Regions from separate parts of the Homo sapiens genome. Here region 1 is linked to region 2. A link is a contact called in ENCODE Hi-C or POLR2A ChIA-PET data. All regions are on one chromosome and are shown on one strand. The core of a region is the stretch at or near the end of the contact, and the rest is flanking DNA. Distances in the headings are between cores, read along the strand shown.

Evidence for each region. Hi-C counts contacts between places; a loop is a spot of excess contacts on that map. ChIA-PET counts read pairs that join two places held with the same protein, here RNA polymerase II (POLR2A). Pooled maps may share reads with other maps.
Region 1: a loop to region 2 is called in a map of PC-3, with 3 times the contacts of the local background. The contact joins the promoter of NECTIN1 here to the enhancer-like site in region 2. A Hi-C loop is called at or near these places in 2 of 168 maps with a recorded cell type or tissue (PC-3 and astrocyte of the cerebellum) and 3 of 50 pooled maps. POLR2A ChIA-PET finds 5 or more read pairs at or near these places in 3 of 52 experiments (MCF 10A, PC-9 and naive thymus-derived CD4-positive, alpha-beta T cell).

The regions. Positions count from the first base shown.
Region 1 is chr11:119,727,748-119,733,231 of GRCh38, reverse strand. NECTIN1 (nectin cell adhesion molecule 1) reads left to right here and starts at 4,032. Exons shown (of 6, transcript NM_002855.5): 1 at 4,032-4,757. The coding sequence starts at 4,679. NECTIN1-DT (NECTIN1 divergent transcript) reads right to left here and starts at 3,649. Exons shown (of 4, transcript NR_120587.1): 1 at 3,426-3,649. RefSeq lists enhancers at 2,986-3,846, 3,847-4,708 and silencers at 3,647-4,056, 4,117-4,436.
Region 2 is chr11:119,589,454-119,594,250 of GRCh38, reverse strand. No RefSeq gene overlaps it. Among named protein-coding and RNA genes, the nearest start is that of NECTIN1-AS1, 120 kb to the left of the region's middle. Within about 2 kb of position 3,495, at least 5 of the 41 ENCODE cell types and tissues checked have a DNase peak (open chromatin) inside an H3K27ac peak, as active enhancers do; they include PC-3 and PC-9, where a contact is called at or near this core.

The DNA of each region.
Region 1 (5,484 bases), core at 2,783-5,282, 140 kb before region 2:
GGAGGAGCTGACAGTCTAATGGGGAGTGAATCAGGCACTATAAACCATCACGAAAGTGGTCCCAAGTATGCAAAGTCTATAGCAGGGGATGATTGGAAATCCCAGTGGCTCCTCCTTGAAGCCTCAGAGCAGGGTGAGATGAGGCTGCAGAAGCAGGCATGGGCCCCTTAGGCCTTGTTGAGGACTTGACACTGGTCTAAGAGTCTGGCAGGCCAAGAAATTGTTCCTGGGCATTGCAACTTGACCATCTGCATTTGAAAATAATCCACTACTAAATGTAATGTTGTATCCTGGATTAAATTGTGGAACAAAAAATAGACATTAGTGGGAAAAAACCTGGGGAAATCTGAATAAATTCTGTAGTTCAGTTAATAGTATTATACTAACACTAATTTCTTAGTTTTGATAGATGTACCATGGTTCTATAAGATGTTAACATTCAGGGAAGATGAATGAAGGGCATATGAAAACTCTGTACCATTTTCACAACTCTATTGCAAATCCAAAATTATTTCAAAATAAAGCTTGTAAAATATATATAAACCATTTTCAGGAAGGGGAAAACTGGATGTGGAGAGACAGATGACAATAATAATGATGACTAATACTTAGACAGTTTTTACTGTACACCAGGCATTGTTCCATGCACTTCACATGTTTGGCTCAAGGCTCATTTAATCCTCACAACTTCAAGAGGTAGGTGCTCTTATTTCTCCCTGTTTTACAGAGAAGGTACCTGAGCACAGAGAAGTTAAGTCACTTGCCCAAGGACACATAGCTATTGGGTGTCAGAGCTGGAGTTTAAGAATTCCAATCCAGGCAGATTAGCTCTCCAGAGTTCCATGTGCTGGACTGTTACATTTTACTCCCCATCTCAGTGCAGACTGGCTATACTGTCAGAAAGTATTGTAAAGACCAGGTAGAAATCATGAGTGCATGGACTAGATTAATAACAGGAGAAATGGAGCAATGTCACTAGACTTTATATATATATATATAAAGAATATATATATATAAAGGATATATATATATAAAGGATATATATATATATCTCAGGGGCATATCAGGGGCATATCAATGTCACTAGACTATATATATATATATAAAGGATATATATATATATATATATCTCAGGGGCAGAATCAACAAAATTGGAACATGGTGGTTCAGGAAGAGGTAAGAAGCAAGAGTGACTCCTGGGCTCACAGCTTAAGAGCAGGAACCAAAGCCTGCTTTCCTGCTGCTTGATCCTGTGTTTCTTCCCTGTCACTAAAGGAAACCTTCTGGTCCTTTTGCCTTCTGTTTGCGCCTACCTGTCCCTTTCTCTTATACATCTCTAAAACGCAAAACAAACTGGAATGCCTACTGTCCTAACACAGGTGGCACCTCTCCCACCTCCACGCACCTCCATGTTCTTGTACAAGCTGTTCCTTCCACTTAGGAGTCTCTCTCCTGCCTCTTTTGGTCCAAATCTGATCTGTCCTTCAGGGTCTCAGTTAAATGTCCCCTCCCCCAGCAACCTTCCCTGCTTGTTTAAAGATGATGAGTGAACAACCATACTATATCACTTACTTGCTTCCATCTTCTCCACCCAACCAATCCCCAGGCAGCCACATCTTCCCTGCTGGCCGCACCCTCTTTGGAAGCTCATTTAAGATCAGAGGATCAAAGAAGCCTGACCTAAAGATGGAGAGAGTGCAGCCGGGTACAGTGGCTCATGCCTGTAATCCCAGCACTTTGGGACACCAAGGAGGGCAGGTCACCTGAGGTCAGGAGTTCCAGACCAGCCTGGCCAACATGGAGAAACCCCGTCTCTACTAAAAATACAAAAATTAGCCGGGCGTGGTGGCACACACCTGTAATTCCAGCTACTCGGGAGGCTGAGACAGGAGAAACACTTGAACCTGGGAGACAGAGGTTGCAGTGAGGTGAGATGGCGCCACTGCACTCCAGCCTGGGCAACAGAGCAAGACTCTGTCTCAATGAAATAAAATAAAATAAAATTAAATTAAATTAAAATAAAATAAAATAAAATAAAATAAATAAAATAAAATAAAATAAAATAAAATAAAGATGGAGAGGATGGGAGGGTAAGAGCAGGGAACAAGAAGACATTGGTACATCTGGGATTGCCCCTTCAAACCATGCCTTCAGCTCCTGCAGTGTGCCTGGCACAGAGCTAAAGGCCATCACAATGAATTCAATTCAACCCTGGCCCTTAAAGCACTCAGCAGCCAGATGGGAGATTCCCAGCTGCCACAAACTAAATCTGATAGCGTGTTCCCCAGTTTAAAACCCTCCTAGCAGCTACCGGGCATGATTCACGAATCTGCAGACCTCTCCTTTCCTCAAGTCTTAGGCTCAGGCTAAACCAGTCAACCCTTTGTGGGCCCCCTACTCACCTGACTATTGCTTACCTTCATTCCTTTGCTCGTGCTGACCCTCTACCTTAAATCCAGTCTCTTTTATGTCTCTGCCCTCCAGCACTTACCTTGGTCTGATAGATGACTCACCGAGACCCTGTGTTCGCTTCCCTGAAGCCTTTACACCAACCCCACCCCGGGCTAAACTGGGCACTTTTTCTGTGACCCACCAAACCCACACAATCCCATATTAAATATTTGTTTACGACATCCGTTTCTATGTCTGTCTTCCCCCACCCTTCAACTAGATTGAGTTCCTTCAGGACAATGATGATGTCTCTGTATCCCCAAGCCAGGCACTGTGTTTTGACACAAAGAAAGCCCAGGTTACATTTGTTAAATGTAAAAGACCATACAGTGAGTGGGTGAGTGTTCATGACAATGCCAGATCTGACTACTTCCGCGAGAAACCGAGACACTCCAGGGCCGGATTCCAGACAGTGGGAATATGGCGCTGTCTTTGCCCCTTCTCCAGTGAGGAACCAGAATTTACGTGTTATCAGAAACAGCCACTTCCCCTCTGCTCCTGCCCGCCTAGAGGGCTGGGCAAAGGGTAGAGGGAGCAGTGTCCGGCCAGGGTCTGGGGAGAATTCGGCTCTCCTTAGTGGGAAACTCTGTCTGTCTTCCTCCCCCAGGGGGAGGGGATGGGGATAGGAGGACCAGAGTAAGGGGAAGAGGGAAGGCCCGGAGGGCGCAGTCGCCTTGGCAGAAATCCTACCACACCCGGATGTAGTGGGTGGTGAACGGGATGGGGCGGAGAGTCCCTGCCCTGCCAGGGACACTGACTGGACGATCCACTTTCGCGGGAATCCCACAAATCTCTCAAAACTAAGGTCCTGGAAACTGGAGGAGAGCTCGTTTTCAGGCTATGTTTGGGCAAGGGCGGGGCGCGGGGTGCTTCAATTTTTGGAAAAGGAACCCCCGAAGGGAGCAGGGATTAGAAAAGAAACTCTACCAGAAACCTCAGTGGGCCCGTCTCACCCACTCATGCCCACCACTGACTTCTCTGGCAGCTCCCCGTCGCCCCGCGCACCGCTGCCTCTCCGTGGAACGTCCAAGTGGTGCAGAGGAGAGGGATCTCCGGAGACTGGGTTCTGTTGCGAGCTATGCCACGTTCCGTCCCGGGCGGAACTCTTCTTTGGGCCTTTGTTTCCTCGTCTGTGAAATGGGGCCAGGGTGGGAGCAGAGGGCTTGCAGAAGCCCTGCCAGCTCCCACGCTGCTAGCCGGGATTCTCCATCCCGCCCTCTCCTCCACCGCCGCCCCCGGCCCGGTCCTAACTCCACCCCCACCCGCCGCGCCTCGGCGCCGCCGGCCGCTAGGGGTCACTGCCTGCCTTTGTCAGCGGAGGAGGAGGGCAGCCCGCGCTCCAGCCGGCTCCCCAGCTGGAAGGCGGCCGAGGGGTAGCTCCCGAGCGAGGGTCCTGAGCCGGACCCCGCAGCCCGCGCTCGCGATCCGCCTCTGCTTCGGTCGGGAAGGCGCGTGCGCTCGGGCTCCGACCGGGCCCCGGCGGGCGCGCATCGAGGCCAGGAGGGGGTTAACGCTAACCCCTCCCCTCTGGCTGACATCACGGGCGAGCGGGTGAGAGGCTGGAGCTCGGCGAGTGAGAGAAAGAGAGCGAGAGCAGCGAGCGCGGCTCCACATTGTTGCGGATCGCCGGCACCCGGCAGAGCGGCGGCGGCTGGGACGCGCGGCGCCTCCGACCCGTTCTCCTCGCGCCCGGCCGCGCAGCCAGAGCCACCCGGGCCGCCGACCGCCGAGCCCCGCGCCCGCCGCCTGGGCCCCGAGCCTTCTGCGCCGCCCGGGTGCGTCCCGCCACCCTCGGAGGACGGCCGGCCATGGACGCCTGCAAGTTGGAGCCGAGCGGGAGGGTGTGAGCGGGCCGGGGCCAGGAGCCCGCGCCGCGCAACCGGGCAGCCGGGCGCGCCGGGGGTGGGTCCCTCTCCCCAGCCCCGCTCTGCGTGGAAGAAGAGGGCGGGGACCGGCGCCGGGAGGAGAGCGGAGGAGGCGAAGGGGCATGACTCGTGCAACTTGCGGCGGGCATCTGCCGAGCCTCTGAGCCGGCGGCGGCCCGGGGCCCGGACTGCGGCCGCGCGGATCCCACCCAGCCCACCCCGCCCCGGCCGACGGCTGCAGCTGACCTGGATCCTTCGAGCGCCCGCCGACCGCCAGCGATCTTCCCTCATCTTCCGGGCTGGTTTCTGCTGCGCGAGGAGCGCTGCCCTCGCCGCCCCTCTCGCCGGACCCCCGGCCCCCGATGGCTCGGATGGGGCTTGCGGGCGCCGCTGGACGCTGGTGGGGACTCGCTCTCGGCTTGACCGCATTCTTCCTCCCAGGTAAGAGCGCTCACCTCTGCTGTCCCCACCCCCATCCAATGCCTCCCCGGGGCTGGGAGCCGGATGGCGGGCACGACTGGATTGTGGGGAGTGAAAGGAGCCAGAAAAGTTGGGTCACGGCTTGGGTAAAGGGGGTGGGAGGTGGCACGGCGGAGAAAGAGGTTGAGAAGCCGAACCGCCTGCCCTGCAGGGAAGCAGTCAGATGCACGTCTCTATGTAGCATGAAAGCACTTTCTCCGCTCAGTTCTTTACAAAAAATAATAATATGTAATAGCGTTCTGTTTATTTAATAACCAGCTCTCTGCTCGGGAAGCAGTTTGGAAACACTGCGTGTTACATAAATGCAAAATAATCACCGTAATCACCGTCTTGGGGTGGGAGACAACAGCCCCAGGGGGAGGGCGTCAGTCTCGGAGCTGCGGGTTTGGAGTATGGCGGGGGGGCTTCGTCTCTTTCGGCGGCCCCTTTGCCAGACGGCTCAGGACGCTCGGGCCCCCTCCCGCCCCACACCGCCCCACAGCGGGCGCGGAGAGTCGGCTGCTGCGGCAGAGGCGGCTCCTCGCTCACCTGCGGTTCCTTTCCTGGAGGGTGAGGCCGGGGCAGCCTCCTCCCGGCCTGGCGCGGGACCGGGCTCCCCCTCGGAACTCTGCTCCCAGCTCTGGGGGCTCTCCCTGGAGGAGACACCGCGGGCTTCCTGCCATCCAAGTAGCTGCATGACCCACTTTCC
Region 2 (4,797 bases), core at 2,246-4,745:
CGGTGGCTCACGCCTGTAGTCCCAGCACTTTGTGAGGCTGAGGCAGGTGGATCACGAGGTCAGGAGTTCAAGGCCAGCCTGGCCAACATGGTGAAACCCTATCTCTACTAAAAATACACAAATTAGCTGAGCGTGGTGGCAGGTGCCTGTAATCCCACCTACTCAGGAGGCTGAGGCAGGAGAATTGCTTGAACCTGGGGGGCAGAGGTTGCAGTGAGCCAAGATTGCACCACTGCACTCCAGCCTGGGCGACAAAATAAGACTCTATCTAAAAAAAAAAAAAAAAAAAAAAAAAAAAAGAGAGAGAGAGAGAAGGGTCATACTATGTTGCCCAGGTTAGCCTCTAACTCTTGGCCTCAGGTGATTTTTCCTGCCTCTTATAAAACCTGACACTTATAAAACCATCAGATCTCATGAGAACTAACTCACTATCATGAGAACACCATGGGGGAAACCACCCCTCTGCTGAGGTTTAGCCTCCCAAAGTGCTGAGATTACAGGCACGAGCCATTGTGCCCAGCCACTGCTATGGTTTGAATCTGTTCCCCAAGTTTCACGTGTTGGAAACAGTCTTCAAATTTATATGTCAATTGGAGGTGGGGCCTTTGGGAGATTCTTAGGATTAAGTAAGATCATCAGAGTGAAACTCCTTCTTATAAAGCCACCAGTCCCATCAGGGAAAAGAGACCTGAACTGACATGTATGCTCCTGCCCTCTTGCCATGTGATGCCCTCCACCATGCTATGACACAGCAAGAAGGCCCTTGCAGAAACTGAGCAGATGATGACACCATGTTCTTGGACTTCCCAACCTCCAGAATTATAAAAAATAAATTTATTTTCTTTATAAATTACCCAGTCTCTGTTTTTGTTTGTTTGTTTGTTTGTGACAGCACCTCATTCTGTCACCCAGGCTGGAGTGCAGTGGTGCAGTCTTGGCTCACTGCCACCTCTACCTCCCAGGTTCAAGTGATTCTCCTGCCTAAGCCTCCCAATTAACTGGGATTACAGGTGTCTGCCACTACACCTGGCTAATTTTTGTATTTTTAGTAGAGACAGCGTTTCACCATGTTGGCCAGGCTGATCTCAAACTCCTGACCTCAAGTGATCTGCCTGCCTCAGCCTCCTAAAGTGCTGGGATTACAGGCATGAGCCACTGCACCCGGCCCAAGAGCTCCTTATTTAACTCCCTTCCTCACTCTACTTTCCAGCAACAGTAGTGTCACCAATGCCTGAGACTCTGGAGGGGTTTTGGAGAAAGGGGGTGGGAATTGGCTTTTTAGCTTTCCCCTCTTTCAGTTTGGGCTTCAGCTTTTCCCAGTCTACTCAGTTTACTCATTCATTGCTTTACAGTTTCCAAACTTGGGCTGCTGTTGTCTTCTCTCCCATTATTTCTGGCACAGGGCAAACCCCAAAATTGGGGCTCAGCCCGGGAGGCCACGTGGGTTCTTGGCTTTGTGCAGGAAGAAATTCAAGCACAGGAAGGAATTCAAGAGCAAGCAGAATAAAGTGAAAGCAAGTTTATTAAGAAAGTAAAGGAATAGGCTGGGCACGGTGGCTCACCCCTATAATCCCAGCACTTTGGGAAGCCGAGGCACGTGGATCACCTGAGGTCAGGAGTTCCAGACCAGCCTGGCCAACATGGAGAAACCCCATCTCTACTAAAAATACAAAAACTAGCAGGGCGTGGTGGCGTGCACCTGTAATCCCAGCTACTGGGGAGGCTGAGGCAGGAGAATCACTTGAACCCAGGAGGCGGAGGTTGCAGTGAGCCAAGATCGTGCCACTGCACTCCAGCCTGGGCAACAGAGCAAAACTCCATCTCAAAAAAAAAAAAAAGAAGAAAACTAAAGGAATAAAAGGTGGTTATTCCATAGGCAGAGCAGCCTTTGAGGGCTGTTGGCCGGCTATATTTATAGTTAATTCTTGATTATATGCTAAATATGGGGTTGATTATTCATGAGTTTTCCAGGAAAGGGGCAGAGATTTCCCAGAACTGAGGGTTCCTCCTTCTTTTAGACCATATAAGGTAACTTCTGGATGTGCGATGGCATTCGTAAACTGTCATGGCGCTAGTGAGAGTGCCTTTAGCATGCTAATGCATTGTAATTAGCATATAATGAGCAGTGAGGACAATCAGAGATTGCTTTTGTTGCCATCTTGGTTTTGGCAGGTTTTGACTGGCTTCTTTGCCACATCCTGTTTTATCAGCAGTGTCCTTGTGACCCGCATCTTGTAAAACAAGTCCTGCCGAATTTCTGTCTCATCTCCACCTTTATGGGTTTCTGATTTTTAAAAAATCCCTTTATAGTCACTTTAGGGTTTTCAAGAAGAGCAAGATGAATTGTGTGCATTCAATTCACCATCTTTACTGGAAGTCTCCATCTGCATTCCACCTTTGAACTGATGGGCTTATGCCTTTTAATAAAATCCTTTTACTGTTATTTCCATGGGCTTTGGGGAGTGTAAACTAATGAATGGGTTCAACTTGCCATCTTTAACTGGAACTGATTTGTTTGTTATTAAACTTTGCTCTAGACATAAATGTCTATCTCCCCACTTACAGCACTTACTGTGGTGAGCTTCTTAAGAAGAATTTTTTGTTTTTTTGTTTTTTGCCTCAAAAGCCAGCACAACGGCTGGATACTAAAGACTTATGACTGGGCCTAGGTTTTCATGTTATTTAAACTACCTTCCCTTCTCCTCCACAAATGTGCATTCAACAAATATTTACCAAATATTTAGTAAGCATCTACTGTTTGTCAGGTAATATTCAGGCCCCAGGCACACAGCAGAAGTCAAGTCCGACTGAGTTGATGCTCACATGGAACTTGCATTCAGCTCTGTTAAAATATTCTCTAGGAGCTTATTACTTCTCAAGGCAGCCCACCCTATCAGCTCCTGCTGAAAACTGGTTTCCCATTACTTTCGCTCATTGGTCCAAATTCCTCCTGGCAGAGGCTCCCTCTTCTGTAGGATAGACCTCCAGTTAAGTAAAGATGATCTGTGATTCTGTTTTCTTCATACTTTCCTTCAACCACTCATACAGTTCCGGCGCCTCCTCCCACAATGAAGTCACGAAACACTCAGGATGCTCCCCCATTCTCTTCCTTCTTCTCTGTGAGTAGGAAAGTGGGATAAAGTCAAAAATAATATATTTAGTCTTTGTCCCAGGTTCCTGGCACAGAGCTTCAAAAACCCTCAGAAGTTTGAATGACAGGAATGTCTTTTGTTATTCATAATGAGCCCTTTTCAGCCACACCTGAGTTTATGCTAATGAGATGACTCACAGCAGATCCCCTAGACAGTTTCAGAACAGAGGCTGGTTCTCAGGAAAACCAACCAAGGGATTAAAGAGTTGGAACTTTCAGCCCCTCCCCTCTCCCTTCCACCTCCAGGAAAAGATGGAGATGGAGTCCAGTCACATGGCCAATGATTAAATCAATCATGCTTACATAATGAAACCTCAACAGAAACTCTGAACAACAAGGCTTGGAGAACTTCCTGGTTGGTAAACATACTAATATTGGCATACCAGAAGGGTGGCACACCCTGACTCCAACAGAAGCTTTTGTGCTTGGGACTCTTCCAGACCTTGCTGTGTGTGCATGTTCATCAGGCTGTTTATTTGTATCTTTTACAATAAAATGGTAATTGTAAATATAATGCTTCCAGTGAGTTCTCTGAGTCATTCTTTATCAACCCAAAATGAGGGTGTAGAGGAACCCCCGAATTTATAGCTGGGCAGGCAGAAGTGTGAGTGGCTTGAGGACACCCAGGACTTGTAGTTGGTACCTGAAGTGGGCAGTCTTGCGGGACTAAGCCCCTTAACCTGTGGGATTTGTGCTAACGCCAGGTAGCTGATGTCAGAATTGAATTGGATTGAATTGAATTGAATTGAATTGAATTGAATTGAATTGAATTGAATTGAATTGAATTGAGTGACATCCAGTCGGTGTCAGGGGACTGGTGTGGGAAGGCAGAAAGGGAGCCTGCTGTGATGCTCGGCACCCCAATATCTTTCCCTCTTGGCCTCATGCTCTCTGCCCAGCCAAAGAGAACTCAATTTACCCTTGGAGCACCATTGTTTGATGGGATGGGCCTAGGGCTCTGAAAACAGCTTCCTTCCTTCTCCAATTGTGTGTACTGCAATCTGTTTCCCATTATTTCCCATTATTTCTCTGTTTGAAGGAAGGTTTACTTATCATCTCCAATGACTGTAAAACCCATCAGAGTTGTCTTGGCTCCTGTGAAATGTCCAGCAAATATGGGCATTCAGGGGATGCTCAGTAATGGTGCTTGGCATGTGTTAGCTTGGCATGCATTAATTTGCCCTTTGAAGAGATCCTGCCCCTCCTCCACCCTCCTTCCCTCCTGCAGACTCCCATGAAAGCTTTCATGAGTGCTCAGAGGGTCCTCACTGGAATGAGTCCTAGAGGCCCAAGTCTAACTTTTGTTGGATTGGGAGGAACCCACGTGGATACATATCACAACTTCAGTTTTTGTTGGTTGTTTTTGAGGCTGTTGTTTTGGTTTACCATGGAACATGCACCTGTATGTGCAGGGGTGGGGGTGGTTTGATGAGTGATATGGATGCTGAGGTGTCTGGCCAGGCATCCCACTTCCTGCAAGACAGGAGTAGGAATAACAACTCACATCTGCACATCCCTCTACAGACTATCAAGTTCCTTCCCACACCAAAGAGCATCCTCCCAACCTGTGTTTGTCTGTAACCCTAACCAATATCCCAGTTTTACAGATGGGAAAAATAAGGCTAAACAAAATTAGGTAACAGCTA